Linked DNA regions of Mus musculus: region 1 is linked to region 2. The links are chromatin loops, found by intact Hi-C in ENCODE. Cell type or tissue: heart. All regions are shown on one strand. Links, peaks and the distances in the headings refer to the core of each region. The heading gives the core; the rest is flanking DNA.

Region 1 (5,383 bases), core at 132-5,131, 290 kb before region 2:
GGGGAGGACACTGCAAGTTGGTCCCTGGCCTCCAAGTGTACGCAACAGACATTCAGAGCATTTTAAGTGTTTGGAGCTAGAGAGGCGGCTCAGTGGTTAAGAGTACCTGTTGCTCTTGCAGAGGACCTAGGTTAGTGCTCCCAGCACCACCTGATGGTTCACAGCTATTTGTAATTCCTGCTCTAGGGGGTTAACTCCTTTTCTGATCTCCAAGAGCACCAGGCCTAATGTGGTATACATACTTACATGCAGCCGAAAACTCAAACACATTCAATAAGTCTAAACATTTTATTAAAAAAAAATTCACTATAGAGATCCACAGCATAGTTAATTTTAAAATGCTCATGGTTTGTCAATTTTTAAAAACTACTTATTTTCACCTTATGTGTGTTGGTGTTTTGCCTGGATGTATGTCTGTGTGAGGGTGTCAGATCTTGGAGTTACAGTTGTGGGCTGCCATGTGTGTGCTGGGGATTGAACCTGGGACCTCTGGAACAGCAGTCAGTGCTCTTAACTGCTGAGCCTTCTCTTTAGTCCCACCTCACCAGAGGCATTTTGTATACTTTGCTCTTTACAGTCATTTACTTGTGTGTGTGTCCATGTGTGCACACACATGTGTGGAGGTCGGAGAACAACTTGGGCAACTTGATTTGCATCTTCTACCATGAGGATCTCAGAGATCAGTTCGGGTCATCAGGCTCAGAGACAAAAACATTTACCTGCCGAGCCATTTTGCCAGTTCTAACTTGCTTTCTGTAGCTTTGCCCTGGCTATATTTTCTGTACACAAATACAGTTGGAATACGAAACTGAATAGCTGCTTTAAAATACTATCATGAGGATACATGAAACATTACTTTTCAATGAGTCAGTAAGCAGATGGGTAAAACCACACACCTTTCATCTGTGCAGTTGGTTCTCTCTCTTTTCTTTCTTTTTTCTTCCTTTCCTTCCCCTTTCTTTCTTTTGAGACGGGGATTCTCTGTGAAGCCTTAGCTGTTTTGGAACTCACTGTGTAGACCAGGCTGGCCTCTAACTCACAGAGATCGTCCTGCTTCTACCTCCCAAGTGCTGGGGTTGTCTCTCTCTTTTTATTTGGGTTCTGAGGCTGGGACCAAGGTTGCCAGGATTGCCTGCAAGCCCCTGCCCCTAGCTCCCTGCTTCATAAAGAGTCTAACAGCATACTTGAAGCATAGACTGGTTGGTTACCTTATGCTTTTTCCAAGCTTTGCAGTCTGGTGTGTCTCTTGTAAATTTTTAACTTCTTTTCTTGGAGGGGATTGTGTCAAGTCTTACTGTGTAGTCCAAGCTGGCCTCCAACTCGTGGTGAGCTCCCTACCGTGACCTCTCAAGCCTAGGACTGATGGTGCCTCAGTTGATGGCTACTTAAAATCCTTTCAGGCTTCTTTGCTTTTTTCTGTTCTGTGCAGTCTGTCAGGTTTTAAAAAGCCCTTGTCACCTGTTATAGTAAGAACAACACAGCTGTAGAAACTTCTCCTCGTGTGCGTTTGCTGGATGGGTAGCCCCTCCGGTGTGACTCACGGGTCCTGAGGAAGATAAGTAGTGCTGACCTGAGTCGGCCACTCACTGGTCAGCCAGCTCCGATCACCTCTGCCTCCACACCCTGGCTCCACAGTCAGGCATTTATCTTCCTGTCAAGTTTCCTTGGAGTGAGAGCCTGCAGGCTTGTAACTCAAGATGCAAAGGAAACACTGTAACACTTAAAATGCTGTGCGGGTGGACCCTGTTGCTTTCCTTACACAGTATGGTGAGCCTGTGTCCTTTGATTTTGCCTATCATGACAAAGCCTGTTTTCCCAGGTCAGGGTGAATCCCCAGAGAAGCCCCAAGAAGTAGGGTTTCCCCTAGCCAGGCTTCCTCTTAACTGTGTAGTGGTGCCTGGTAGGCAGGAGTAGCAGCTTCATTTCTGAGTGAGCTGTACACCCACAATCTCCCTTCTGCTGAGACAGCATTGTGGATGAATGAGGCTAGGAAGGAGACCATCAGAAGCCATGTTCATGGACCTGGCACAAATCACTAGGGCTGACCTTACAGAGGGAAGAATGTAGTAGCCACCATTGAAGGAAAGTCTGAAAAAATAGTTCATTCGTTCATTCATTCATTCACAGTTTGGTCAATGTCTACTAGGCTGTATGTAAGCATGACCCCCCACACACACACACACCCCCAGTGCTGACTTTAAAAACTTGTGGCCTCCATGCCCGGCTTATTTCGTATCTCTTGAGACCTGGCTTTGTCTATGCATACAGAGAACTGGAGAATAAATAACGAAGCAGTGGCTTTAAAACTGAATGTCCTCCTTTGGTCAGTTGGCTCCAGCATTTAAGAGTTCATGCTTTGAGAACCTTTGTTGCCCCTTCATAACTTTGTGAGTTTAAAGCTTTAAATAAAAAGGGCTTATTGATCTGCGAGAAGCCTCAGAGTGTGGCCCTCCACCACTAGAGGGCAGCGCGGCCTTAGTCACATGATCTGAACCTGTCGCTTTGCTGGAAGCTTCCTTCTCTTCTGTATTCCCTTCCTAAGGGATTGCTATATGCATCCCTTAAAATATAATGTAAACAAAAAGTATTTAATATCAAATGATCTCTTGAAATAGCTAAATTGTTAGCTTTCTAAAAGGGTTTAACATGCAGTCATTTATCCTCATTATCATGTTTTGTTCTAAGTTCATGAGTCCTGAGGAAGCCTTCACATCAGGGCTCGAGGAGTGAAGGCCCTCCCCACACCCCCTTTTGTGCCTCAGGACATCTCTCCCTGGGGAGTCTTCTTACTGGCTTCTTGTGGGCCTGTGGGGATCTGTAACAGCAGCATTCTCTTGGGAACAGGGGGTTAAGTACAGTTTATACTGTTTTGATGCCCCCAAGCTTGTAAACACCCTTTTGTTTCCTGTACTTTGCAGATGAGTAGAGAGATGTGTTTCTCTCAAGAAATAATACTTTCCCTTTTTCCCATGAAGGCACTGGTGTCCTTTAAGGGGTAGGGAATCTGATTTTGTCCACATTTTACATCTTTAATGTGTAAATTCCTGGATGTGGGATTATTGTGTGGAAGAGTGTAATCATAAAGGGACTTGATAGTTACTACCAAATCAGTTTCCCAAAAGAGTATAGGAAAACATTTTTGCCCTAACATATATTCCAGGACTACACTCCCCATTTCAACGTCTTCATCTTCATGGTATTTTATAATTACAAACAGTTTTCTAAGTAGTGGATCCTTTTATTTCTACTTCAGAAGTACATTCCTAGTCGGTGACGTATATTAGGAAATGGCTCAACCAGGTAATGTTTCAAATGGGTGTTCTTTATTCCTCTGTTGGAAATGTGTGAGGCACGTGTGTCTGGTAAGGCCCCAAGAAGCGTGGCAAGAAGGAGATCTGTTTAGCTTGGCATCTACAACAGTTTGCTTAATCACAGGGTCCTTTTTAACGACGACATGGTGGTGCTAGCTGGTGGAAACAGGACTGTGGTTTGGAAGGTGATGGTGGTAAGATGTATTGGGAGTTTTTAGAAAGTAGTCTATTAGGGCTGGTGAAATGGCTCAGCAAGTAAAGAAAGGCACTTGCTGCCAAGCCTGACCATAACATGGTGGAGTAGGAACCAGCTCCAACCAGCTGCCCTCTGACCTGCAGACTCGTGTTCCCAGCTCCATATAAATAAATGCATGTAATAAAGCATCGTCAAGTTTCTTCTGGAGCTTGTGATCATGTTTATACAGTAAAGGATCTGCAGTAGTGAGACTCCATAGAAAAGCCTGAAGGAACAGATAGGCAGGTCTGAAGACACAACCCCAGGCAGAGCTTCTGGGAACTGGTTGGAAGTGGTTTGCCAAGGATGGTCGATCTCGTCATCGGGCAGGGTACCACTGAGCCTGTGGTGCTGTCTACTCTCCATCTATTTTAGGAAGGATGAGTTTGATACTATGGTGAGCTATCAAATCTGTAGAGAATGTTTAAGATACTTTGGGCAGCCATACTTGGAAGACTCCAGGAGGACAGTTGTGTGATGGGAAAACCTCAGAGCATAGGTAGGAAATGGTATATTCCTGGTCTTGGTGTTCATCAGGGCTGCGACCTTGATCAAATCCAACGTCAAACTTCTCTGTCTGATGTCTAAGAAGATACTGTGGTTGACATTGACTCTTCTTTCAGACTTGGAAAATAAAAGCAATAATCAGAACCTACCAAGCCATCTATGAATCATGACACAATGAAAAGAGTTATTTACATGTTTATATTACATTCATTTATTTGGTGTGTGTGGTCTGTGTGTGGGGTGTATACAAGTGGAGGGCTGAGGACAGGTTGTCAAAGTTGCTTCTCCTTCCACCACGTGGATCCTGGGAATTGGGCTCTGGTCATAAGACTTGGTGGCAGTGCCTTTACTGAAGTAGCCCTGATGATGCCAGCTCTTTCAAACTTTTTTTAAAAAAAAAGTTAAAATCATTCTTGGGGTTTGCTGCCTGACTTCCATACATTTATATACAACCAATAAATGCATCAACCAATGTAATTTAAAAAAAACCAAAAGGTATTCTTAGTTTGTTTAATATTAAAACAAAACCCTAAGACAAAGACAGGTGGCTGGCTGGTTGAGTTTGGCCTCCCAGCCCTGTTTGCTGACACATTTTCTGCACTGGTATACTTAAAGTACTTTTATTGCAAGGACTGACCATAGTAGCATATGCCTGTGATCTCCGAATTTCAGGCTGTGGTGTTATATAGTAAGATTCTCTTCTCTAAAACATAAACTCAAAACATAAGAAATGCCAGTGGGAGAAATGTGCAGTTGTTTGATTTGATTTTAATTTAGTAGTAAATAATTTAGGATGTTATTATACTACCTGTGGGGAAGGGAGGCCTCTCAAGACACTGCTGTTTGGAACTGAGTGTAGCCACCATGGAAATCAGTGTGGAGGTTCCTCAAGAAATGCTGAAAATAGAATGGAATGACTCAGCGAACCACTTAGGCTGGGGTGAATCTAAGTCAGTGTGCCAAAGAGATAGCAGCGCAGCGCATGCGTCCTTCACAGTGGCCAAGATAGCAGCGCAGCGCATGCATCCTTCACAGTGGCCAAGGTATGGGGCCGCAGGGAAGCCCTTCAGCAGGTGAGTGGATTAAAAGCTTTGGCAAATATGCTCAGTGGATACACATAGCACATATGCACAAAATACTCCTCAGCCGTAAAGAGGAGTGAAATGCCATACCAGGGGAATGAAGGAGCAGGAGATCATGTCAAGTGAGACAAGCTGGGCTCAGAAAGACAAAGACCAGGGGTTTTCTCTCCTATGTCTACGCTAGACTCTAAAATATAGGAAGGTCATGGAAGGGGGACTGTGTAAGGAGAGAGAAGGGTCTAACTGGA
Region 2 (5,383 bases), core at 85-5,084:
TGAGGCTAGCTCAGGCTCCATGACACTCTGGCTCGAAAATATTTAAAAGCATCCTTCTGGTGAGATCATAGTGTACAAATACTTCAAAAAAAGAAAAGAAAGAAATAGAAGTCTTACAGATTATAAGACATAAACACTGAATCAAGGAAGTATGGACTCAGTTATAAAAATGTGTTTATACAACTCTCCACAAATAGGCTGTTACTGTGTAGAGTCACAATTAGTACTACTGCCCTCACTTTACAGTTAACAACAATAGCGGAGCAAAGAGGACAGTGTGCAAAAATCTCTCAAGAAAGATTATTTTAATATTCACTCCATAGTATAATTGATGCTATGTTCAGACAATATACTTACAACCAAGTAACAAGCCACAATGGAAAAGCTCTCGGTTTCCTGTCACATTCAGTCACTATGCCAAAATAAGGGAGACCTGTCTGTTTTAGTAACAGATAGAAACTGCTGGTGGCTAAAAACTACTTCTGCCCAAATGAATCCATAAGTTCTGACCTAATCTCAATATGGCTGAGGATTAAAGCTTGGCAGGTAACTTAAGTAAGAGATGGCAAAAACAGAGCAAAGTGTGCGAGAAGAGGACTCGGCAGTGTACAGATACCCTGGAAACCACACACAGAGGTTTCTGTAGCTGTCTTTTGCTACTTCATGGGTTCTTCTTTCTTCCACCCTTCTCCACCCTTTTTTCACCTTTTCAACCCCCAACACTAGCTAGGAGAAATAGAAAGGAAAGGGGGTGATGTTATCATTAGACGACGTCCTGCTGATTAACAATGTCGAGCTCCTTGGAACAAGTTTCATCTTTGCTGTCAGAATATCTAATTTATTCTTGCATAGGACTACTTAATAAACTGTGACCAACTGCAACCAACTGCAACCAACAACAACCAACAGCAACCAACCAACAACCCATAAACTTCTTGGTGCTCTAGCCTTTAAATACCTTCCTGAGAATTCTCCAGAATTCCAAATGTCACACAATCACAGAAACTATCTGTGGCTGGTAAAAATCACACACACACACACACACACACACACACACACACACACACACACACACACACACGTCTGCTGCTGGAGCACGAGGCAAATCATAGTCAGCTGCTGTGGGCAATCTGAAATCTACAAAGTAACAGAAGAGAAAGTCCTAGCAGAATTGATGCCTCTGTAGCAAAGGAGTGCAAACATGAAACAAAGAAGCACACCTTGCAAGTTTAGGTGGAAATCCAACACGTCTACCACGAAGGGAGCAGAGGGCAGCAGGTCAGCTCCTGGGGCCTGGGTACTTTAGAGACATAGAAACCACTGTGAGGTAAGTAGCGCTGGGTCTGGGAACACTTGCCACACCCTAGAGCCTCATTTTCAATTTTCCTTGATGCAAAATTCTTGGAATTTTCTTTGAAAATTATCTCCAAAGCCTCCATCCCAGGCACTCCCCTGTGCTGGCTAGCCTCCCTTGACTGTAACTGTCTCAGTCTGCCCATGCTCTTGCTGGAGAGGAAGAGCTAACTCACACTTCAGTGTGTGGCATAGCCCACTACAGGGCATATGAAGAAAGGAGCGATTTTAGAAAGATATTGAAAAGAATGTGGTTGGCACCGAGAAGAAGTAGATAATTTCACTTATTCACTCAGTAAAAAGCATGCTAGTCTGTGCTGGCAGCAAACTGAGATCCGTTAACAAACTAGTATGCAGCCCTGCCCTGAAAAAGCATGGTGTGTAGATCTGAGAACCTGGTTTCCTTAAGACATTTTTACACACAGAATTCAGGACAGGATGGAATTTTCCCTTGAACACTGAATTTTGGAGTTGTTCCCCTGCCATCTTCACTTTTTTTTTTTTTTTTTTTTTCTCATTCTGAGGCTGTTCTAAAAGGGAGAAGTGGAAGCCATTGCTCACACTTCTGTCACGGTCTCTGGTTGGTTGGTTGGTCCTGGCCTCTCTGACAGCGAATGAGCACTGGTCCATTGTACTGGCCTTCTCCTGCCTACACAAGTGTATCCCGGGACTGCCCGCTGTAGCGGTGGATTGGCTTGCTTCTATCCTGAGTGGACTTCAGCCAAAGGCTAACTTCATAGGGAACACCCCATTCTAGAAATAACAATGATAAATACTATGAGATGATATCAGACCTGAAATTTAAATCAGCAAGGCATGGTTCCACTGAAACCTACTCACAACGGAAGCACTGGCCTGGAAAAGACTCGATCTTAGCATAGTTTAGTCTATTAAATTACTCAGGGCTGTACTAAATACGTATCTTTGAAAAGTGTATCCTTTAGAGGACAGGCTGGTGTTTTAAAATGGCTCAGTATGTAAAGAGCCCTTCTGCTCAAGTGTGAGCGACAGAGCTCTGATTCCAGGACAACACAGCAGAGCCAGGAGTGGGTGTGTGGCTCTCTAGCCTTAGCCCTGTGGTGTAGGAGCAAGATGGTGGAGGGGCTCGCTGGTCACTAGTTCCGGGCTCAGTTAGAGGCCATGTCTCAAAGGAATAAGTTAGTAATAAAGGAAGTCACCCAAAGCTCTCCTCTGACCTCCACATGCACAACAAACATGTGTACCCGGATACAATGTCCCTTATACATGTATACACACACATGTACCCCCATACACATGTACACATACATGCATGCGCAGAATTCACACATTGCAAGACAAGCTGTGACTTAATAAAACCTTAAGTGTATTTTCCCAGAGGAGTGTAAACTGGTGCTCACTGCATAGCTGGGCTACGAAACAGTCACAGGTGATGGTGTGCATTTCTGAGACAGCACCACTACACGCTCCTACATGTAAGGCACATGCTTTTATTTCCCTGCACTTGCCTCATTGCATGCTGAGCCTAGTGAGATAATCCATTGCTGCCACCTACTGTAAACCAGAAAAATATTCTTGAAATACTTTCACATTTGAAAGGGAAAGTGCAATGTTGCTGGAATTGCTCAGGAATCATTTTGTCAGAGAAGCGAGTTAACCTCTAGCTAAAGTATCCCAGAATCCTGAAAGGCAATCAATAAGACAATAGGCAAAATAGTAAAGTAAGCCACACAGAAGAGCATCAAATGGCTTTGTTAAGGTATATTCTGTTAAGTTCACACAAGCTCTGCTTTACATCCATGCAGAAACATGAACCTGTTCTTCTGTACTGAGGAAGTCACTCCCAGCACGCACTCTTCCCTCTCTGACCCCGGCTGTGGCTCCATCGTGGACAGCGGCTTTCCCAGCAGATGGGCTGCACTTCAGATGGCCTGAAACTGAAGAAAAGGGGGAAGAAGAGACTCCTGCCTCCTCCTCCAGCCAGGGCTACATCTCAGAGTCAGCACCAGGTCTGAATGAAAGGGCTAAACAACTCAGTCCAGGGACAGTTTCCATGAAAACCACATGGTGATATTTTTAGAGAAGACAAAGAACTCCTTCATGACTTGAAAATGAGTGTGGGTAAGTATGTTACAATGGATATATATATCCAACGAACCAAAGAGGGAGTTTATTTGGAGGAATTTATAAAATTGACAAAATGTAAAAAGAAACAGCTTGTACAATTGTGAGTTCAATAATTATTAAGATAAAGAGATAAATTTGAGATGGTATGGAAGTGGGAAGGATCTGAGAAGAGTTAGGTTAGGGGAGAAGAAAACATAATGAAAATATGTTGTATGAAAAACCTGTTAATTAAAAAGAATCATTAATGTGGATAAATGTAGGAATGAGATGAACAAGGAAAAGGCCCACCTACCAGTTAAGTTACAGATGAAAAGATAGAAAGCTCATAAGAAAAATGTTCAATTTAAACATTAGTTAAAGAAATGGAAATAAAGCAAGATGCCACTTCCTGCTTGCAAAGGGTTTGAGATCCTTTTATTTTGTTGATATGGCAACAACCTCCGTTTGAAAGTCTGAGGAAACAGGTGTGCACACAGTGCCTCTGGCAGTAGGCATAACGTGACAATGTCCTTTAAGGAGCTTAAAGAAACAGTGTTATTGTTTTGAGATTTCGTCTCAAGTTTCCCAGGCGGGCCTCAAACTAGCTGCACAGCCTGGGACGACCTTGAACTCTGAAAGGAGAGACCGAGGAAGTAATTACTGAATGGCAGATCATGTTCCCAACTGGTAGATGGGACCTATCCCACGTCCCACTGTCATGTGAGACAGAGAGCTGGTCTGTCTGCCCCACTCACTGTCCTTTTCCACTTGCACACCAGCTGGTGGACATGAGGCAGAGCATCTTGCACACAGATCTTCTGCTGAGGTCAGACTGGCCGCATGCACACACATGCCCAGTTGTTTCTAGAGTCGCAGCACACTGCACTACTCACAGTGAGTGGATATGTTTACCCATCTGATTTTGATTGTCCCATTTCCATTCGTTAAAATATCCCAGTGGCAGCCATCCACCAACAGCAAACTAGAGGAAAAAGTAAGAGGACGCCGCAGTGGTGTTTGGGTAGAGAAGCTGCCTTGGGCAAGGCACCAGTGTCACCCCATGAGTAGACTCCCATGAGCATGTGCAGGACTCGCTTCTTCCTATCAACAGGGTAAGATCAACATGACTACGGATACATAACTATCACTGTCATCAAAACCATGTCACCTGTCTGCCACCTCTCTCTTTCTCGCACAGTAGCTACAAGGAAGCATGTGGCCATGTTGAAGGGTTCCACATGGCAAGGATATGTGGGGTGATCTCTATGAGCTGAGGGTAGACTTCCTCACTTGGCAGGAAACAAGGAGGTGGGAGAACAGAAGTTCTTAGTCTGATAACCACAAGCCAGAGTCATAGGAACTGAATTCATTACTTGCCACAAATCCCTTAGACCTCCAGGGGAGAAGGAATTCAGCCCTGGCACCTGTCTTTACTAAGGCTGTCAGAACACTTCTGTAGAGGGTATAGCTATGCCACACCCCATAAGTGAGGTGATAAATGTATATTTTTAAGCCAGTAAGTTGTGATAATGGTGGTATATAGAATTTTTCATAGCATCCCACCTACAGACAACTTGGTTTACACCTACAGAAAGCATCTAAATCCCCCCTGAGGTATGTTTAACAAAGACTGAATAGCATAGTACATTGCCCCCTTTTAGTACAAAACCCAGAAATACATAACAACTGTCCTGCCTGGTTATGCAGGTCCACCTGGGCTAGAAACCTGGAATCAGGAGTAACCATCATACCCTGTACCTCACGGCAGAGAAGGAATTCAAAAGATGCCAGAGGCACAGTCTCTGACTTCCGATATGCTTCGTCTTGTCTGCCGTTGCTACTGAATTCAGGTTTATGCCCGGGTGCATCTGCTCAGCATGTTTGTTAGGAGTTTCTATTATCCCTATTAAAAGGATTAATGCACCATGCTATTACAATTTAGATG

What was found. Hi-C counts contacts between places; a loop is a spot of excess contacts. Peaks named below come from ENCODE experiments on the same cell type or tissue, not always from the same donor. Only the 100,000 strongest peaks of a DNase experiment are listed, where the experiment ranks them.
Region 1: a loop joins it to region 2, with 8 times the contacts of the local background. A loop is called at or near these places in 17 of 42 quality-filtered maps.

Annotation. Positions count from the first base shown.
Region 1 is chr16:22,120,940-22,126,322 of GRCm38, reverse strand. The region is part of intron 2 of Igf2bp2 (insulin-like growth factor 2 mRNA binding protein 2); the gene reads left to right. Among named protein-coding and RNA genes, the nearest start is that of Igf2bp2, 40 kb to the left of the region's middle. In heart, for the core only: a CTCF peak has its summit at 2,454 (motif pointing right); a DNase peak (open chromatin) is centred at 5,022; H3K27ac peaks cover 214 bases.
Region 2 is chr16:21,834,365-21,839,747 of GRCm38, reverse strand. It overlaps a transcript of Map3k13 not described here. Among named protein-coding and RNA genes, the nearest start is that of Gm26744, 8.8 kb to the left of the region's middle. In heart, for the core only: a CTCF peak has its summit at 2,884 (motif pointing left); no DNase peak of the experiment used is centred there.